2 separate regions of the Homo sapiens genome follow, and region 2 is linked to region 1. A link is a loop called in an ENCODE intact Hi-C map of the cell type or tissue named here. Cell type or tissue: Caco-2. All regions are shown on one strand. Each heading gives the region's core, and the rest is flanking DNA. Links, peaks and the distances in the headings are about the cores only.

Region 1 (10,926 bases), core at 1,462-9,461:
AGCTCCCAGCCACGAGAATGCTAGGCTTATTCACAGCGTGGCTTTTACTCTCTGTAACTAATCCACAGCACATCTCTCTGGAAGGAAGCAAAATTTAGCAAGTTGCCTGTTGATTGTGTACCATACAGTATTTTTGCATTAAAGAAAACTACTTATTTCAGATACCTGGGGAGGGGCTTTATGGATAACATCCATGTGGAGATGCTTGAAAATACTGTTTGTTACACCAAAGTGAATGGGTGTTTTGTGCTTGTGTGATGCAGTAACTATGATTCTTATTTCATTTATTTCTCATTTAGAAGGTGTCGTGGTGCTAAGTCTCTGATACAAGGAGTTATCTTAAAAAAAAAAAGGCAGTGACTTGAACTGAGTGGTAGGAATAATAATATGTCCCATCTCATCACCTCCCCACAGGATTTATGTGTTCTTTTAATGGGTCTGGTTTGTGGATCGTTTCACCTTCATTGGTTTCCAGCTGAAAGTGCTGGTGGGCAGCTGCTGCAGATGATTAACACTTTCACCTAGCCTCCCATATTCTTATTGTTAACATTAAATTACACTTGCCTTAAATCTCTTTTTATTCAGTTTCTTCATTGGTTGTTAGATGTTTGTAACTTTTTTCCCCCAAGGTCCACCATGTTTCTTCATAGCAACCATGGTAATTATTAGGATAGTAGGCATATCTGGGGTTTACACTGCCTGTTTATTTGAAAAATATTTTTTCAGTTTCAGGTATATAGTTATTTCAAATAATGTAACATTGCCATACTTAACGTAACTATAATAAAAATAACTTAACCATAATTATCTCATGCAGAATAATCATTTGAACATTCCAAAGGTGATATAAAGAGAAATAGACTGGGCATGGTGTCTCATGCTTGTAATCCTAGCACTTTGGGAGGCTGAAGCAGGTGGATCGCTTGAGCCCAGGAGTTCGAGACCAGCCTGGGCAAGGTGGCGAAACCATGGCGAACCTTTATTTAAAAAACATGGCAAAGCGTTATTATTTAAAAAAAAAAGGATAAAGGGAAATAGGTCCAAATCCCTATCTACTAAAAGCTTACAGCCTAGTCTTATTTATTTTTTAGAAGAGTCTGGGCCAATGAATACTTTTTAAAAAGTTGGCTTTTAAAGCATATGCAGATTTGATCCTTGCTTTCCTTACCTGACGGGACCCTTTTTGAGCTTTTGGCTATTGTCAAGAAAATATAGCAATTAAATCCCATTATGATAATAGCTATGGAAATGTAGTACTTACAGTGGCAGGTACTATTCTAAGTGTTATTTATGTTAATTGATTTAAATTTAAAAATACAGAGATCTTCACTTAGGGTATGACAAGATAAATTTTATTCCACCAAGGGGACTGGGGTGTGGAGGTGGGGGTTGGCTGGTTCTAACAGGATTTCCCCCATCCTTTGCTGCAGCTGCTTCTATTTCTATATAACTCTGGGCTGTAACCCCTCCACCACACCCTCTGCACCCTCCCTATAGTGCTGCCCCTTCCAATGTCTCTTTCATCCTGCAGGCAGCAGGGTTCTTGGCTTGGACTCACACAGTTCTTTCAGCCAGAACCAGAGGTAATCTGCAGAAGCTATAATATCTCACTGAGGTTAGTAATTGGAAAAAACTACTGAACTCTCAGGCTGTGATGAGCTTTTTGCATTAGGCTAGTGGGTGGGTCTGATGCTTTTTGGCTGCTGGGGTGATCAAGGAAGGATTGAAAGAGAAAGACGAGAGTCCTCAGAAATGGGGTCCCACTGCTTCTAAGGTTGTGCACATTAGGAAGTCGTGATTAGGCCAGTGCCTAATGTTACCTCTCTTGGGCAGAGAGGACAGAAAGCCATTAGAGGACAGAAGGCCATTGGTTCGGGTGTTTATTTTATGCCTGCTGCATCTCATAAAGCCCCTGGGCTGTAGAAGGAGAGTTTAGGTTGCTCTGGACAGAGTATGGGCTTCTGAGTCAGAGGGAACTTGAGTTTGGCCCCTTGTACTGCTTACTATGTGTGTAGACGTGGGCAAGTTACCTAATCCCCTACATTCTTCATCTTGTCATCAAATTCAATAAATATTAAGTGCCTGCTATATGTGGCTGATATAGGCTTGAACAAAACAAGTTCTATTCTCAAGGAGCCAGAGAGGGTGACAAATGGTAAACAAAATAAATTAATACATTATATAGATGGCAATAAGTGCTAAGACTGCAGTTTTAAATAGGGTAGTCAGAGAAGGCATCACTGATTAGGTAACATTTGTACAAACACTTGTAGGCCCTAAGGGAGAAGCCTGTTTCACTAGCTGGTGATAAGAGCATTCCTTGTAGAGGGACCATAGTGCAAGGCCTTGAGGCAGGGGTGTGCCTGGTGTGTTGGTAGAGGAGCAAGGAGGCTGGTGTGGCCAGAGCAGAATGAGCCAAGGGAGCAGGAGGTGATGTAATCAGAGAGGTAAGTGGGGAGCAGACGCTGGAGGACTTTGGAGACCATTGTCCAGACCTGGGCGCTTATTCTGGGTAAAATGAGAAGCCACAGTGGTAGTGAGGGAGAGGGTGTTTGAGTAGAAAAGTGACAAGGTCTGACCTGAGGTTTAAAGGATCACCTTGGCAGTTGTATTGAGATAGTGTGGGGGGCGGGGGGTGGGGGGGAAGGAAGAACGGAAACAGAAAGACCAGGCACGGGGCTGTTCAGCATCCACGTGAGAGGTGATGGAGGCCTGCATCAAGATGGGAGTGGTAAACGAGGGAGAATGATCGTATCCATTTAATAATAACCAGCTGATGGGATGCTGTGAGGTTAAATGGGATGCGTAGGGAACGTGGGTTTGTAGGTTCTCCATAGAGGGTAGCTGCTGCTCTTATTATTGAGACTCTTGTTGTAGGACAGTCTCTCTCTCGCTCTCGCTCGCGCTCTCGCTCTTTTAGACAGGGTCTCGCTCGGTTGCCCAGGCTGGAGTGCAGTGGCACGATCATAGCTTATTGCACCCTTGAACTCCTGGGCTCAAGAGATCCTCTGCCTCAACTTCTTGAGTAGCTGGGATAAAGACATGTGCTACCCGCCTGGTTAAATTAAAAAAAAAAAAATTATAGCGATGTGGCCTTGCTATATTGACCAGGCTGGTCTCAAACTCCTGGACTCAAGCAATCCTCCTTTCTTGGCCTCCCAAAGTACTAGGATTATAAGTGTGAGCTACTCTGCCTGGCTGAAGGACGGTCTTGAAGTAAAGGAAACAAATTGGGAATTTGCCCATCCAGTCTGCAGCAGTAGTGTGGGGAATAGAACTTAGACGTGCTGGCTTTAAAGCAAATAGAGGGCTTCTTGCCTTTCCCTTTAATGAAAAATCTAAATCACTGTGCACCCACAGCCTGGAAATGCTCAATTAAATCGCATGCACGTCACAGAACTCCTGACATCACAGCTTCTTTTTTTGGCCCCACCTTATACCGTGTGAGCTTTAACTGTAAGTAGCGAGCTTGGTTTCCATGAGTCACATGTGTCCACAGGTAAGTTGTGTGGCTGATTGGCCCATTATGTCAATTTCAGATTAGCTTTTATGGTTTTAGTTTCCCTGTGTGTCCTCCCCTTGCCCTTTCTTCTCTGCAGGCAGAGTTGGTCTAATCCTGACCATCCTGGGGCTATGCTGGTTCTCCATTTCCTTACCCGGCATCTGTATTTCTGCCTTCTCCAGGGGCTGTCCTCCCGTATGCACCATCTGTGCAATTTCAGCACTTGCTACCCATCCTGAAGTGCTTAGAGATTGAGTAGTTGGAAAATAAACAGTGGAGGGATCATTGTATTTTCATTTTTTAGTGTTCTTAAAAGATACAGGATTTCTGTTGTGAATAAGTAAGGGATCAGCATAGGAAACAGCAACTCCTCTAGGCATTTTAAGCAGAAGGAGACAGAATTGAGTGCTCACAGAATCACTGGCAGGGCTGGGCCCTCAGAGCAACTCCCAGAAGAGTGAAGATCTGGTCCTCTGGCAGGGCTGCCAATTACAGGACATTAACTGGACCTGTAGGTTCAAGAATCCACTCTTTACTGGGTTCCAAAGTTCAGGAAGCCTGAACGGAGAAGGGTCTGCCACTACAGTGCCTCCTGGCACTCAAGAGAGTGGCCCTAGAGTGTGGTTACAGAAAACCCACCCATTTTGTGCAGCCATTATGGAAAGCCATATGGAGGTTCCTCAGAAAATTCAAAATAGAACTGCATTGTGATCCAGCAATCCCACCTCTGGGTATATATCCAAAGGAAATGAAATCACTGTCATAAAGAGACATCAGCACCCCACGTTTGTTGCAGCATTACTTAAAATAGCCAAGATGTGGAAATAACCTGTGTCCACTGAATAAAGGAAATGAACCCCAGTAGTATATTCATCCTTAATAAAGGAGAGCCTGCCATTTGCGAAAACATGCGTGAACCTGCAAGATGTTATACTAAATGAAATAAGCCAAACACATGACACTACTGTGTGATTCCACTTATATGTGGAATCTTAAAAAGTCAAACTCATAGAAATAGAGTAGGAAGGTAGTTGCGGGGGCTGGGGGAGGGCGGTGGAAGCAATGGGAACATGTTAGTCAAAGGGTATAAACTTTCAGTTATAAGATGAATAAGTTCTGGAGATCCAATGTGCAGCATGGTGACTATAGTTAGTGTATTATGCTTGAAAATTGCAAGGAGAGTAGATCTTAAGTATTCTCACCACATACAAAAGTAACTGAGGTGATGGATGTGTTAATTAACCCGATTGTGGTACTCATTTAGGAATGTATGCATATATCAAAACATGTTTACCTTAAATTTATACAATTTTATTTATTTTTATTTTTTGAGATGGAGTTTCTGTCACCCAGGCTGGGGTGCAGTGGCGCAATCTCAGCTCACTGCAACCTCCACCTCCCGGGTTCAAGCTATTCTTCTGCTTCAGCCTCTCGAGTAGCTGGGATTACAGGCGTGTGTTACCGTGCCAGGCTAATTTTTGTATTTTTAGTAGAGACGGGGTTTCACCATGTTGGCCGGGCTGCTCTTGAACTCCTGACGTCAAGCGATCCGCCCTCCTTGGCCTCCCAAAGTGCTGAGATTACAGGCGTAAGCCACCACCCCCAGCCTAAATTTATACAATTTAAATTTGTCAGTTATACCTCAACGAAGCTGGACAAAACAAAACAAAAACCCACTTCCCATTCCACAGTTTGCTTGCCAGCCAAAAGCTGCCCAGAGAAGGCCTCTGCTTCACTTCCTCCCTAATTTTGCACAGGTGACTTTAGTTGGTTCGCATCCCGATCTCTAGCTGCAAGGTGTGGAGCCTGAAAAATGTAGTGTTTAACCTTCTGTCCTCTCCAACTAGGAGGCAGTTGAGGTGAGATTAAACAAGCCAATCCCTAGTCTGCCTCACCTCATGCTTGTCTGTGGTGAATACTGCAGGGGCCTCTTCTTCCATGTGTTGGCATTGGCCAGTGTTGAGGATTCCATATGCAATATAAATAAGACTCTATGCTAAACACTGAATCCAACTGTCAATATTTTCCAAGCTTATCTCTAGTACAATACTGTGTGCTTTGTAACAGGGTAACTTTTATTATCAATTAACATTGTGATGACCACCTCTGATATCTGTAAAATAAACAAAGTAGGCTCCAATCACTGACAGGCAGATTTTGGTTTGTTTATATTTGAAGAAAATAATGGGTCTGTATTTCTGTTAAACACATAATTTTTTTTATGGTTCATATCATTACATAAAAAGACTGGGCTAGTTGCATTATTTATGTAAAAATATATTCTCAGTATTTGATATGAACAGCAATTTTAGCATACTCTTCACTATAAAAATATGCAGGAGTGGATGTTAAGTATAGGTAAATAGCAAGGAAAGCACAAACCAGCATCAGCACTGGTCTTACCAGTCTGATTTCTCTGGAGTGCAGAATTACCCATTTGTTGCAGCTCTATGTTGAGCAATGTTCTGTAAAAGTTAATCAAGTGTCTTTAATCATTAGCTGATAAAGCAGCAGGGAATTAAGCTAGCCTAATTAGTTTGGGAACTAAATCAGACAGAACAAACAGAGCACGGGGTAGGACAAATGGATGTTTGGTGGCCTCATTGGAAGAAATAGGTTACCTTTGATATTATGGTAATTCCTTGTCATTCATGGGATTCCTGAGAAGTGCCCTTGCTGATAAAAACTGAAATTGGCAGATCAGTGTCTATTTCAAAATTGGGAGTTGGGATAAAATAAAGTAGCACATACACATCTAATCCTACTTTATATATACACATGTATACTATAAAATATATATAGTAAATGCTCCAAAGATAGCTGCTTCCAAAACAGACTATATTCCTTGGTAATTCTTTCAAATCATTTTATTTTATTGTTCAGGAAACTTTCCTGTAGCTGTGTCCTAGAATGATCCAGCTGCCAGTTTTATATTATGCAGCCTACACTTTTCCCCCCAAGTTTGATTATGAAAATGTTCATACATACAGCAAAGCTGACTTTTACAGTGAACACCTGTATACCTACCACCTGCATAAATTCTATATTTTATTAAGCTTGCTTTATCACCTAGATACCACCTGTATTCATTATTTATTGCTGTATAACAAATTACCCCAAACTTAGTACTTTATTTAAAACAATAAACATTTAGTATTCCGTACTGTTTTTGTGCGCCAGGAATCCAGGAGTGGCTGGGTGGTTCTGGCTCAAGGTCCCTTGTGAGGTTGCAGTCTAAGACATTGGCTAGGGCTGCAGTCTTCTGTGCTTTGATTGAGCCTGGACAATCTGCCTCCAGGAGGTCTCACCCACATGGCTGTTGGCTTGAACCTTAAAGGATAGCTCTGGTCAGGTACAAATGGGTGTTGACAGTAAGTGACCTAGAAGTGATGAGAGTTGGGGAAATCAGGGAATTCCCAGGAGGTGGAACTTGCCATAGCATCCCAGCCAGGGCACAGGTGCAGAAAGAGAAAGTCATATGAAGTGTAAAGCAGAATGAGAGCATGGCTCAGAGATACGTGTGGGGGGCAAAAAGGATTTCCAGCAGAAAAGATAGATTACATTGGGGGAGGTGGCTTTAATGGCTCCTAAAGGGAGGGTGCCTCAGCTACTGAGATTGAAATTGTCGGACACGGTCATCAACATTAGAAAAACAGCAGCACTGAGATTTATTTTCCTGGTTACCTATATTTTATTCACATATTTAAGTGTTAAACTGAGGTTGAAATGTTGTGAATGGTCCCCACTTCTTAAAGCTTTGCTCTACTGGGAGATTTTTAAGAAAATCTCACGGCACATCTTCCTAATTTTTAAATTTGTATTCCTGTTCCTGACCCCAGAATAGGCCCAACTAGACAACAGATCTGTGGGAATGTTTGGCTCTCCATGAACCACAAAGACTCCTCCAACACAGAGGTGCAGTACCCACCTGGGCCAAGGAGGGAAGATGCAGGTGAGGAGGGTGCTTCCAAAAGGTGTGTGGAGCTGTTTGTTGAGGGCCATGAAGCTCTTGCACAGGGATGGGAGGAGGCAACTAACCAGGGCTCTGGGTGGAGGCCAGCTGCCCTCCCTCTGGGCGACTGTGCACCCTCCCACTCTCCCTGGGAGGCGGGCGCTTCCTTTGAAGTGCACCAGTGACCTGCCTCTCTCCTGGCTGCTTCCTGATGTCTTGCTGGCAGCAAGTGGGCTAGGGTCGGCTTGCCCAGAGGGGCGCATCCAGGTGGGGTTCACCTTTCTGAACCAGGTAGGGAATGTCTTGGTGCTCCCTTGATTTGAAGGGGAGGACCATCCTTTATTGGCAAAGAACAGAGAGCAAACAATGAAAAGACCACACTGGGCCAAGTCAGTGACCCATGAATAAGGAATTCCAAGCTTTTAGTGCGGGAGAGCCTTGGAAATCATCTCATACAGCCCCTTCACTTAAAGATAAGAAAGAAACATGAAGCCAAGGGACTGGACAACTAGTTTAAGGGTGGGCTAAGTAAGACGTGGAAGTCCTGGTTTTCTGTTACTGAGGGCTGCAGTTTATTTTATGCCTACTTTGTATGTATTGGATTCTGTAGAATGACAGTTCACACAGTGCCAATTCATTATATTACAAAGATAAAACATTGCCTTTATTTTTTTCTCAAAATAATAAAGGTTATATGGTACTTGCGGCATTAGCACTTGCCAGGTACTGTTCTCCCTTCCTGACAGATAGAAATCGTCATTTAATCTTCTAACAGACCTATGAGGTGAATACCATTACTTTCCCCACTTTATGGGTGAGGAAACTGAGGCCCAAAGAGGTCAAGTTAACTTCTCCCAAGTAATGTGGTGATGTCTAGATAGTGAGTGACAGCATTGGGATTTAAGCCAAGTATGCTGACTTCACAATCCATGTTCTTAACCACACTATACCTTAATCGCCAGTGCAAACATTAGCGCTGTTTACTGGCTTTTCAAAGCTTTCTGTTTTCCAGGCATGTGATGGGCTTGCGTTTCCTGGCCTCCTTGTGTTTTTGGAGCCATGTGACTACTTCTAGCCATGTTGAGAGAAGCATGCTATATCACTTTTGGGCTAAGTCACTCTGTCACCAGTGTGTGACCCTCCAGATCTCTCTTGCCCTCTGCTGTGGAGACTGGCAAAGCTCCAGATGGTGGTTGCTCTGTCAGTCTGGGCAAGTTGGAGAGGAAACAGCCTCAGCCAGCCCTAAGTGGGTGTAGCATAAATGCAAAATCAACTTATGTTATTTAGCCACTGAGATTTGAGGCTTGTTTGTTACTACAGCATAATTTAGCCTATCTTGAGTCACATAATAATCTCTGATGTGCCTAACGTTTTAAGGGGCACATTAGCAAATAGGTTGGCCACTTAAAAGTCTTTCCAAATAGTTTTTTTTTTTTTTAGCCTCATTGGGAAGCATTCATGTTATTCTTTATATACAGAAAGCACCTGGTACTGTGGCAATAGCATAGAGCAGAGCTTGAGATGGAAAGTTCTGTTTTTTGGTCCTTATTATTTTTGCTAATTCAACAGCTTTATTGATATCTAGTTCACATACCATAAAATTTACTTAAAGTGTATAATTCTGTGGGTTTTGGTATATTCATAGAGTTGTGCAACAATCATCTCAATTAATTTTAGAAGACTTTCATCACCTCCAGAAGAAACCTGTACTTATTAGCAGTGACTCCTATTTCCCCCCAATCTCCCCGGCCCTAGTCTACAAGTGATACAATTTCTGTCTCTGTATTTGCCTTTTCTGGACATTTTATATAAATACAATCATATAAAATGTAAGTTCTGTGAAGGATCTTGGCTTTGCTCTATGCTGTAACTCTGTACCCCTCACAGTACCTGTACATAGTAGGTGCTCAGTGTATATCTGTTGGGTAAGTGAGTGGTTACTGAAGGTCGGAGTGGAGAGCCGGATGGTGATGGCTGGTGTTGCTTAGCATTGCCCTGGACAGGGAATAAAGGGAGCGGTAGAATCACCTGCTGACAACATCTCCTCTTCATCCAGAGACTTCTGTGTCAGGGCTTATTATAAGGATGTGATCATAGGCCCAGTGAAAGCAGCTACCCTTGACATGGGGTAAGTCATCTATAAAACACCGCATTGCAAGGCTGAGGTCATGAAGGGGTACGAGTGGGCCCACCACAGCCCGATTCCTCTTCCTCCGTAGACTCTTCCCAAATACACACTTTTCTCAGGACCTCACTGGATTCCTTCTCCTCTCAGGTTCCTGGCTTCCCTTCCCTGGCTACCTGGCCAGGGCTATGGCTTGTAGCCATTTCTCAGAGGCACACACTGAGGCATTGGGAGATTCCTGCTCCTGCTCTGAGTAGTGCTGCAGCCATTCCTGGCTTGCTGGTCTGGATTTTCTACCCCTACCTGCAGACCCAAGTCTGGGTACCCTGTTTGCCTTAAGTACTCATCTTGCATTATTTAAGACTACAAGGAGGCAAGAGTAGTTAGTGGTTAAAGGCATAGTCTGTGGGGTCAGGCACTCTGAAGCTTGAGGGCCAGATCTGCCATTTATTAGCTGTGAATCTCCAGGTGAGTTACTAAACCTTTTTGAGCCTTTGTTTCTAATCTGTAGAATGGGCATATGAATAGTAATATGAATAAATTTGTAAGAGTTACATAGAATAATGCATAGAAAGTGCTTAGTGCAATGCCTGGCCCAGGAAAATGTTTGCTATGGCTTTTGATACAATCTAATTTGGTCCTGATATTGTTGATGTCACTATTCCCTAGGGAACAAAAGAACTACATTTTTTTGTTTGTTTTAGGATTACCTTATGATTTGCAAAATGATTTTGTGGCAAATAACTGAATTCCCTGTGCTTGTCATCTTCTGAAAGGGAAGTCAAAGGAAGTGAATAGAGAAATGTGGCCACAGCAGAGACCAAAGAACCTGACTGTTTTTTTAATTTTTAAAAACATTAAAAAAATTTTTTTTTTGTAGAGACAAGGTCTCACTCTGTTGCCCAGGCTGGTCTCGAACTCCTGGGCTTAGGTGATCCTCCCACCCCGGCCTCTCAAAGTGCTGGGATTACAGGCCTAAGCCTGACAGTTTGGTCTTAGGTATGCTCCTGATTGTGGGGTTACCTTGACTGTTCTTTGAGTCCTGGAGAAGTCAACATGAAAGCAGTTACAAGGTCATATGATAAGCCTGTATGGGCCATGTAGATAGACTTCCATGCATAGATGGTATAGAAAAGTAAAAATTATCTTCTGCTTTGATCGTTGTTACTCCCAACATAAACTTACAGCAACAGTCTTAAACGCCAGTCAATGCTATATTTGTAAAACATCCAGTAGAGAGGTTGGGTCTCCTGATGAACAAAGGAAAGTTTGCAGTGTTAAGTGTCATACAGATTTGTCATTGCACTCTATTCTCTCCACTCCCACATGAACTACCATGGGGCAAAT
Region 2 (10,926 bases), core at 1,808-9,807, 59 kb after region 1:
CTGTCTCACTGAATAAAGGATGCCTCTAGAGTGATAATTTTTTTGGCCCCAGAAACTGTAGTCCTCTATTTTGAGGGGGAAGGGAGAGAGGAGAAAGACCATGTCCCTTCTCTGCTATCTTTTGGAGGGTCTGGAGCCAGAGCCTGCCTCATCTATTTGGAAAGGAAAAAGATTAGTTGACTAGGTGAGTACCTCATATATTTCTTACGGGATCACAGGCTCCTGAAGACCAATTGATGACTAAAAATAAATTGATTATTGGTTTTTCTGTCATTCATTAAATGGACATTAAAGGCCATCTGTGTTCCCGGCACCATGATAGGCTCTGGGGATACAAGATGACCAAAACGGGGTTCCTGCCACAAGGAGTTCATATAACCAGGGAGACCAACCTTGAGCCTATAACAGCAATTATGCTTGAGCTACCATGTCTGCTTGAGCTACCATAACAAAATACCACACACTGGGTGGCTTAAACAACAGAAATTTATTTTCTTCCAGTTCTACTTTCCAGTTCTTCTGGCTAGAAGTCCCAGATCAAAGTCCAGCAGGGTTCAGTTTCGGGTGATGGCTGTCTTCTTGGCTTGCAGATGGGCTGTTTTGTCCTCACATGGCTGTTCTTCTGTGTGTGCACACTCAGAGTACGTGTGCAAGCATGAGTGCGCTAATTCTATCAGATCAGGGCTCCACCTTTATGACCAAATTCACCTTAATTATCTCCTATTTCCAAATACAGTCACACTGGGGGTGTGGGCTTCAACATATGAATTGGGGGACGCAATTCAGTTCATAGCAGAAGCTTATAGAAAACTGTAGGTGCTGGCTGGGCACGGTGGCTCACGCCTATAATCCCAGCACTTTGGGAGGCTGAGGCGTTTGGATCACCTCAGGTCAGGAGTTTGAGACCAGCCTGGCCAACATGGTGAAACCCCGTCTCTGCTAAAATACAAAAATTGGCCGGGCATCATGGTAGTCGTCTGTAATCCCAGCTACTCGGGAAGCTGAGGCAGGAGAATCACTTGAACCTGGGAGGCCGAGGTTGCAGTGAGCCGAGATTGCGCTATTGCACTGTAGCCTGGGGGGACAAGAGCGAGACTTTGTCTCCAAAAAAAAAGAAAAAAGAAAAACGGTAGGTGCACAGATGAGGGAATGGTCATCTTGTCTAGGGCAAGGCAGGGACAGCAGAAGGCTTAGCAGAGATAACACTTGGTCTGAACTTTGAGTATGCGCATGGTCATTTGCCAAGTGATGGGAGTGCCCAGCCCTGACTTGGAGGCTCTGGTGGTCTAGCAGTGCTGGTCAGTCAATAAGTTATTGTCCTACATAAAAAGGGACGGTCTCTACCTCCCAAGCCTTCTGTCAGTCACATCTTTATTCGGTGATATGTGCTTATTCCTCCTATGTGATTTTTACATCTGTAAGCAGCTTTTCTTGGAAGGGTATGTCACAGGTTTCCTGAATAATATTCAGATGTCACTCAGCTTTCACTGTAACAGCCTCTATGCCTCCTGCAGAGGTGGTTATTTCAAAAGATTCAGTGACAGAGTTAGAAGAAGAGAGTTTTTGTGCTTTAAATGGCTCAAGAAATAAACATACTTGTTTCTTTGTGACAGTGGGGTGTATTTATAATGAGTCATGGGCTTGCTAAAGCAGAGCGTGTCCACCCTGTCATTTCCCTTCTTTCGCAAATAGTCCTGGTGGGCACCAGGTTCCGTGAGCAGTCAGTGCTGAGTGTCCTCATAGGTAGTACTGTGTTAAGGGCCCTACCTGTGGGAGTAGATCTTCTCAGAAGGAGGAAGTGTTCTGGAAGCTGTAAGAAAATGAACCACTCCTTGCTTTATTCTTCCTTCCCACTCAGTTTACACTTATCTTCTGGCAACTGGACTTTTGGTCCCTGATCGTGGCTTTTCAGTGGCCAGATGATGAGTTTCTTTAAAGTACGGATTGAGTCACATTCCTCTCTGTTGCAGCCTTACTTGTCCCCCAGTGGTGATCACAGTAACCCAGTAGTGATTGCTTTTGGATAACTAGTATGATGGTTGTATATTTTTTTTTAAGCTTGTGTTATTCTGCTGGCAATTTGTTTCCCCAGTGGGATTCAGCCTCTTTGCAATGCACCCACCAGAGTCTCCAGCTATTCTCCTGCCCTTGGTGTAAGGCAAATGATGACCAAAGCAGGATTGCAGTCCATTCCATTGCCCCATTACCCTTGGGGAAATAGGGCAATGCTTTAGGACGGCAGGTGGTAAGAGGGTTTGTACTGACAGAGTAATTTCCCCATCTCTGGGACCAAAAATTCTGTCTTTAGAGACAGAGAGGAAAATGTGGGGATATTGGCTCAAGTCAAAATGAAAGCCCTCTCCTTTCTATGATCTCTCCAGGTGGGAATTAGATTTCTGTTGCTTCAACAAGTGGGCTGGAGCACACGCTTACAAGTTTAGGGCAGTCGACAGCACTCAGAACAGCTTCTGAAGGGGCTCAGTTCCCTGTTTACTCCCTTCCCCCTCCCCGGCAGAGACTGTTCAGAGGAGTATTTGTGAGACAAACGTCGGGAACAGCTGCTCAGCCAGACCCTTGTCTCCTGTGCTGCCGCAGTCACTGTGCTGGAACTCTCTGCCGAGGAGGGTGGAGTGTCTGGGCTCCGCTGCTCCCACAAAGCAAGCATTTTCCTGTTTTCTTGGAGGCAGTTTATTACAGATTTCAACCCTTTCTGCATCCCTCCCTCCCTTACAACACGCACACTCATCTTTTCTTGCATTACTGCTGAAATTATGCAAACTTCGTTTCTCTGTCATCTGAGCGTCATTCAGAAATGTTCCTCCGATCTGTGAATTGTTCCCTGACTTCAATCGGGGCAGTGTTACAGGTCCTCTGCTGGCAGGAGGGAGCAGTCCGTGAAAATCTGCAGACACAAGACTTTCAGAAGCTGTGACGAGCAGACTAGCAAGCCACAAAACATTGCAAGCTGAATGGATGTCTTAATAAGCTTTTAGATGTGATTTGGCCAGCATCAGCAGAGGAGGCTAACGGGAAAAGGCAGCGAACATTGTAACGTAAATCACTGCAGATTTGCTGGGAGTGACAGCCCTAGGAAGCTAATGATCTCTCCAGGAAAGAATTGACCACAGTTATCCAGAAACTGAACACGATGTAGAACAGAGAGGACAGCCCCTCGGATGTGAGTACCATCTCTTCAACACAAGGTTTGGAGCAGTAGGAGCAAAGCTAGTTTATAGCTGATGGCGCTCCATAGCCACCAGTTCCTGGGTGCCTGTGGGCCATCTCTGGGTGGGTTGTACATAATGCCTGGCCGGGACTTTTATTTGCAGGTCTCTTCTGGAATATTTTGCTTGTCGGGAGACAGAACGTAGTGGCTTTAGGATATTGGCAAATTCTCCAAAGTATAGGAGAATTTGTTGTAAAGCCCCAAGAGAACAGCAAAAGCAAACCTTATAGACCTTTTTCTGTAAAAAGAAAACTGATTGCATCACAGACAAGCAGCTGTGTGACCCTCTGGTATTTGTGATGAGAGACAAAAGAATTAGCAAATTACAGAGCAACAAAAATGGGGCAGTGGGCTGGGAGGATGGAGGGAAATCTTAGCAAGCTAAATCCCTATCTAGATTCAGAATGTGCATTGCATACTTATGCTCATGTGTTTATTTCCTTTTTGCTTAAAGAATGGGCAGCGTGTTTGCGTTTAAGGTTTTCCTCCAGAATGCTGTGAAAAATGAACATTGTGACAAAGAGGGGTGTAATTGATAGGCTTGGGGCAGAATACATTTCTCACTGCCAGCAATGGGAAGTATCTTGAATGATAGCTGATCTACTTGGAAGAGGAGGCTCAGATATAAGGAGGGGATGAACTGCTACAGCCAAGGTAGCCAACAGGTTGGCAGTGAAGTTTAACTCTTTGATTCAAGACTGGTTTCACCCCTCTATTCCCTTTCCCTCCCAATTTACTGTCAGGGGTTCCCCCATCCCTTCTTAAACTGCCCCCCACCCCTGCAACACACACATCTCTATCTGGTCCAATTTGTCAGGTCAGGGCATCAGATGAGAAGAAGCAGAGTGTCTTCTCACTCTAAGGAATGGGTATCATTGTTCTAGATGGGAGGTAAGGATTTGGGACTTAGGAACAGTGACCATGAGGGAGGGAGAGAGGTGGTGTCTCTGCTTGGCCTGCACCTGGTATCTCTGCTGGGCCTGCACCCACACCCAAGGCTGAAGGTGCAGGAAGAAGCAGAAAGGAAGCAGAAAAGAAGACCCTCATTTGATACCTTCCCACCCACAAACTGTGTGTAAATGCACCTGCAGGTGAAGGCTGGAGATCCTAGTAAGGAGGCGATTACTGGGCTTAAATTGAAAATGAGTTTGAGATGTCCAAGCACATAGGGATGGTGTTGGCAACAGACTAGGAATTGGAAAGCTGGGGTTCTGTTCCTGATCTTGCAGGCAGTTTTCTGTATGACTCTGGTAGGGAGAGTATCCAAAGTCCTGTGTGAGGGACCTGTTCTGGAGGCTGCTCTGTGGGTGCTTTGGTCATGGTGGAGGGGATGGAATGAGAGAGGAACATTCTTAAGTAGCTGTAACTGAAAAGCAAAAAAATAGAAGGGTGTTTCTGCTTGGCCAATGTTTTCTCACCACTGTAGTATTTTTCTATCTTTAACCAAACAAAAAGGAAAATTAATGTGGGCTGTGCTTGCAAAGGGCTGTTTACCAGTGGTAATTATCTAAACAAGGCTATCTCAGTAGCCTGCAGCTATGGCATAAGTGTACTTCAGTCTCAGTATCCAGGAGGCTGAATTCATTGCATGGGACTGGAGGGTGGGAGGGGAGTGGCTATCAATTTACTATGGGCCAGCTGGACCCCTGCATCCATTGCTGAGGAGGCTGCACAGCACTGCTGGTGTGGAGCTTGTGACCTCAACTGATGGGCTGTACTGAGGTTGCAGCAAAAAAAACCTCTACCCTCAGGGGCTAAGCCATGGAGCAGAATGAGTAGAATTTTAGCCATGAAAATGTTTGTATGAACTGGGCTGTTGTACTTGAGACATTTAAATACCCATTGCAAGAAAGGTTCTAGAATGGAAGGGGGCCGTTGGGTCTAGTGTCTAGAGTTAACAAATGGGTAGATGACGGGGGGGAGGGTGTGGCTGTGGAAGGGAGATCATTTCATAAGTCATGGCTAATACTCTATTTTCCTGCCATTTAGGCCTGGAGTGATTTTGCAATATTTGGGCAAACAGAGCAGAAGCTCAGTATAATTGGTTTGAACAAAGCACAGATTACCTGAATGAAAAGAGGCAGCGCACCTATGTTTTTAAAAACAAACCACTTCAAATAGTGTAACGGTCTGGGAAAGATAAAGCCCAGACTGTGGCCGTTCAGCGTGACCATGAGAATTTTCAAAGGCATTTCCAGTTCCATTACTTTCAGTGTTTTGAGTCTCAACTTTATTCCTTCTTTTTTTTTTTGGCTTGTTCTATTTCTGGCATATCCCAGGGATCTCAGACCGTGACTCACCAAGCTGCTTTACAGCAGACCCTTCACCAGATCTGTTTTGTTTCTAATGACCCAGTGAGCAGGAGCAGGATGGGTTTGCGAGAGTTCCTCTCTCTTTTTCTGCTATTCTTTACCTGCATTTTGAGCAACAGATGGAGAATGATGAGAAAGTTTGATAATTCACAAGAGTGGGGGGTAAGAATTCTTTCCGAAGTTACAGTATTCACATCTGGGCCATACTTTCACATAATAAAATACCCTCTTTAATACCCACCACAGTCCTGGGAGATAAATGTTCTCATGTCTGTTTTATACGTGGGCATTTAACCCTAGCCTCACAGAGTGGTTGGCCAAACAACCTGCCTGAATGCCACGGTGAACGAGTTCAAACAGGATATGGTCCAGGGCTTTCCAGCCGTATCATGGCCAATTCCTTAATCTTTAGAGACTGAAAGGACATTTGGGTGTGCCTGGGAACAAATGTAAAGGATGGCTGCATCTTCCAGACCTTCAGAGTTAGGATGTGTGGTAGGGTTTGGGTTGAAGGATGGTATCTCTGTTGTAGCATTTTCTTTCCATTTGTATGTACTAGTATTTTTAATAAGTATCTTTTAAAATGCAAAGAAGCCCTCACTTCCTTGCTGTTCTAGCAGGACTGGATTAGACATTTAAGTATTTCTTCTTCTACCATTCACCCTTGAAATAATTACCAGTGGCTTTGGTTGGGTCTAATGGCAGCCCAGGTATACTGGGGGGAGTCCCAGTCTTTAAAATTCTCTTCATTTTGCTATGTGGTAGGAAGAATTCAGTTTGCTACTAGTTACTACCCTCCAGATCACTGCTCTGCGACAGGGCTTTAGTGTTCCATAGGTGGTTTTGGTGCCACTTCTTTTCCTCCTGTTAGCAAGGAAGCAACATGACCAGCCCCCTGCATTGGCAGAGCCACTGTTAGTGTTTAGCATCTGTGTTGTCCCCAAGGTGGATTGTTTCAGCCACTTGGAACAAGGAATTGGCCCAGGCCTGTGCCCAGCTCTCCATCTGTTCCAGAACTCGTGAACTACACTATTTACGGTGAAAAAAGGTTGAAGGGAGAGAACTGCAGTAAATGCTAGGAGAAAACCCCAAAGAGAGAACCCACTCAGCAGGGTCTCTGTGGGGTGTGTTCCACAGGCCACTGACCCACTGGGGAAGCGGCACGTTAGCCATGGTGGACGCACAAAATCCAACCAGGGGGCCTTTGATGATCACACACGGTACAGTTCCCTGCCAAAGGCGGTGTGTAAACCAGGTGGTGCTTAGGGGATTATACCAGGCCTCCGCTCCCTGGGAGAAAAACAGAGCAAACCTTGCAGTTCTGGCCATACTCCTCCGGAGGATGTCCCTGATAGGGGAAGAAGGGAGGGAAGTTGGCACATTCTGCTGCCTTCCACTTGGAAGTTCTGTTCAGGGGCTTTGCTGTGGAGTGTGCTTCCTGTGTGTCCTGCCTCCCACAGCTACCCTCCCCTGCAACATGCAAGCAGCAGAATGCCTTAAAATCACAGAGAAGAGGTGTGACCTGTCCTTGTGTGTCAAGTGGCCCTGATGGCACCTTTGTTTTGTAACCCCTAGGTCCCGAAGATGGCATATTCATAAAGACATCTTCTGATGATTGTGAACATCTTTACCTCTGGGTGCCAGGCCGGGCCAGTGACTTCGTGTTGAGCTGAAGGAACTTGTCTACCGCTTCCCTGAAAACCTTTCTTTCCTAATTCATGAGCCAGCAAGATGCGGTCGCTGCACTTTCAGAGCGCCTTCTCGTAGCTGCGTACAAAGGCCAAACAGAGAATGTGGTTCAGCTCATCAACAAGGGCGCCAGGGTAGCGGTTACCAAGGTAACAAGAGAAAAATACGCTGTAGCCATTCCCTGGGAACTGGCCTACCTCTTAACCATTGTCTGAAAAACTGCTGTGTTTGGTTCACAGCTTTCAAAGAACTGGCTTTTCTTCCAATGATGGAGGTTTGGGGAGAAGGAGGATTATTAAGAATGCTTTTGTTGCCATCTTTCAAGTGGAGCAACTTGTAATTAGCATTTGACAGTCTTTAAAATCACGGTGGCTTTTCTCACCTATTTCTTTAGCTAAATGGAGAGGAGATCTCTTGGGAGAAGTTGGGACACAAAAGCTTACTGGACAGAGTGTGCGATAATCACGTTAGATGGGCCTCCCGGGGAGGTGGACCAGCTTGTACACAGCCCCTCCACTGTGCAGAGTCTCATTGTCCCCGTCTGTATGATGACGGCCTGGACCAGATGACTGCTACAACCTCTATAGGCTTTGATTTCATGTGGGTCAGTGAAGATGGGTGGTAAGCTTTGGAGGGCATTGCTTACCCTGCGCCAACAGAGAAGACTATGAAAGATAAGAGACCATACTGGCCAAAGGCAGTTTTGTAGCAAAGCCAAGAAAAGGCAGGCTCCGCGCAGCTAGAGGGAGAGTTTAAATACACTGGCAAAGTAATGCTGATAGCAAGCACTTATTGAGCCCTAGTATTGCTGTAAGCACTTTACAGCCTTCTAGAAGAGATTCTCTTCTCATTCCTGTTTTGGAGAGGAGGAAACTTGTCCAGGGTCCCTCAGCCGCTGAGTGGTGGAAATGCAACTTGTACCCACAGAGTCTGGCTCCGAAGCCCAACCTCCAGTCCTCCCCAGAAAGAGCTGTGAAGAGGGGCAAAGTTTAATTTTCATAGAAGGTCACCTGTTAACTTCTGACCTCCTGTGGCAGATCGGTCAGCTCCTATTTTCATGTTTACTTATGTGCAGTTTTCACATTCCATGCCGGCCTCCAGAGAGGTCTTGAGCTACTTGTAGGTCCCCATGGAGGTGAACAGGGGTTTGCCCATAGATGGTGATTGGATTGTTTGGAACTGAAGGTGAAGGGGGCCTTAACTCAGAGCTTGTGTGATCTACCCATAGCACTTTCCAGGGCCCAGGCAATCACAAATGGGAGAGAGTGCAGACTCTGTAGTTAGGGCACCTGCTCACAGATTTTAACTCTGCTTTGTTTGCTAATTGTGCAAGTTGCTTAACTTCTTTGAGCCTCAGTTTCTTATCTGTAAAAGAGGGATAGTAATGTCAGCTTTTCAGAATTGTTATAAGAACAATAACTTATTTAATGCACTTAGGGCATAGTCTGCAAGTTTTTTCTATACATAGACTTAATTATTTGCTATTTTATAAACAGCTTTATTAAGATATAATTTACGTTCATTAAATTCACCTATTTTAATTGTACAATTCAATAATTTCTAGCGTATTTATACCACCACTGCTATGCACTGAATTGTTTCTCCCCCAAATTCGTTTTTTTCAACCCTAATCCCTAATGGTATTTAGAGATATAGGGCCTTTAGGAAGTAATTAGGTTTTTAAATGGGGTCATGAGAGTGGAGCCCTTGTGATGAAATTAGTTTCTATGTAAGAAGAGGCACCAGGGTCTGCTGTCTCTCCTTCTCCCTGCTATGTGAGGACACAGTGAGAAGGTGGTCATCAGCAAGCTAGGAAAAGGGCCCCCACTGGAACCTGACCACGCGGGTACCCTGAACTCACGCATCCCGGCCTCCAGAACTGAGGAACAAATCTCTTGTTCTGGCAACCTGAGAAGACTAATATAAGCACATTCAAATATTAGAACATTTCTATTGTCACAATAGAAAATTTTATATATATATAATTTTTTTTTTTTTTTTTAGACAGTGTGTCCGTCTGTTGCCCAGGCAGGAGAGCTCACTGCAACCTCCACCTCCCAGGTTCAAGTGATCCTTGTGCCTCAGCCTCCCATGTAGCTGGGACTACAGGCACATACCAACATGCCTGCCTAATTTTTGTATTTTGAGTAGAGATAGGGTTTCACCGTGTTGGGCCAGGCTGGTCTCAAACTCCTGACCTCAGGTGACCCACCCACCTTGGCCTCCCAAAGTGCTGGGATTACAGGCATGAGCCACCGCGCCTGGCTCCTAGTAAAAATCTTCGTACCCAGTAGCTGTCACTTCCCATTCCCACCCCCAGCTCCTGGCAACCATGAATCTACTTTTTGTCTCTATAAACTTACCTTTTCTAGGCATTTTATGTAAATAGAATCATATGGTATGTGGTCTTTTGTGTCTGACTTCTCTCACTTAGCATAAAGTTTTCAAGGTTCATCTCTGTTGTAGCATGTATCAGTACTTCATTCCTTTTCATGACTGAGTAATAATCCATTGTATACATATATTCTGTTTATTTCTTTATCAGTTGATGGACATTTGTGGTTGATTCCAGTTTGGGGCTATTATGAATAATGCTTTTGTGAAAATTTATATACAAGTTTTTGTGTTGGAAATATGTTTTCAGTTCTCTAGAGTATATTCCTAGGAGTGGAATTGCTGGGTCGTATGGCAAATCTGTTTAACACGTTAAGAAACTGCCAAGCTATTTTCCAGAATACCTGTACCATTTTACATTCTACCAGCAATGTATGAAGGTTTCAGCTTCTCTACAATCTCACCAGTGCTTGCCTGTCTTTTTTTATACATCATTTGCTTTTTCATAGTTATCTTTAGCAAAGATTCCCATTGGAATTTTAAAACTATTAGTTCAAATACTGCTAAAGGTTTTTAATAAAAACAGTGATCCCTTAGCCCAGTCCCATTTACACTCCAAAGAAACAACTTTCAGCCTTCTAGATGTTTCTTTTCTGGTATTTGTCTCCATATTTCCAATGAATATGTATGTTCTACCACCTGATTCAACAGTTTAGTTTTTTTAGTGAAGTCAAGTTTAATATTTTATTTATGTTATACTCGTGTGTGTGTATGTGTGTATATGTGTGTGTGTGTGTGTGTGTGTGTATAATTTATTTAAGATATGCTCCCCTCTGTCACCCAGGCTGGAATGCAGTGGCATGAACATAGCTCACTGTAGCCTCCACCTCCTAGGTTCAAGCAATCCTCCCACCTCAGCTCCCTGTGTAGCTGGGACTACAGGCATGCACACTGTTAATTGTTAAGACAGGGTCTCCCTACGTTGCCCAGGCTGGTCTCGAACTCCTGGTCTCAAGTGATCTTCCCTCCTCAGCCTCCCAAAGTATTGGAATTACAGGCATGAGCCACCATGCCTGGCCTTTCTTTTATATTTTTAAAATTTATTTATTGTGGTAAAATATACATAGTAAATGTACTACTTCAACCATTTTTAAATGTATAGTTTAGTGGCATTAAATACATTCACATTATTGTGCAACCATCACCACCATCCATCTTCAGAAATTTTTCGTCTTCCCCAGCTGAAGCTCTATACCCATTAAACACTAATTTCTCATTTCCTCCTCCCAGACCCTGGCACCCACCATTCTACTTCCTGTCTCTGAATTTGACTGTTAGCCGCACCTCAAATAAGTGGAATCATAC

What was found. Hi-C counts contacts between places; a loop is a spot of excess contacts. Peaks named below come from ENCODE experiments on the same cell type or tissue, not always from the same donor. Only the 100,000 strongest peaks of a DNase experiment are listed, where the experiment ranks them.
Region 2: it touches region 1 in a loop (3-fold over the local background); 2 of 110 quality-filtered maps call a loop at or near these places.

What each region holds. Positions count from the first base shown.
Region 1 is chr6:89,501,505-89,512,430 of GRCh38, forward strand. All of the region lies in intron 1 of ANKRD6 (ankyrin repeat domain 6), which reads left to right. LOC105377889 (a long non-coding RNA gene) reads right to left here and starts at 10,677. Exons shown (of 3, transcript XR_001744257.2): 1 at 10,603-10,677; 2 at 9,345-9,449; 3 at 6,770-6,832. In Caco-2, for the core only: no CTCF peak of the experiment used is centred there; DNase peaks (open chromatin) are centred at 2,367 and 5,407.
Region 2 is chr6:89,559,721-89,570,646 of GRCh38, forward strand. ANKRD6 (ankyrin repeat domain 6) reads left to right here. Exons shown (of 16, transcript NM_001242809.2): 2 at 7,114-7,376. The coding sequence starts at 7,257. Among named protein-coding and RNA genes, the nearest start is that of MDN1-AS1, 73 kb to the right of the region's middle. In Caco-2, for the core only: no CTCF peak of the experiment used is centred there; a DNase peak (open chromatin) is centred at 8,321.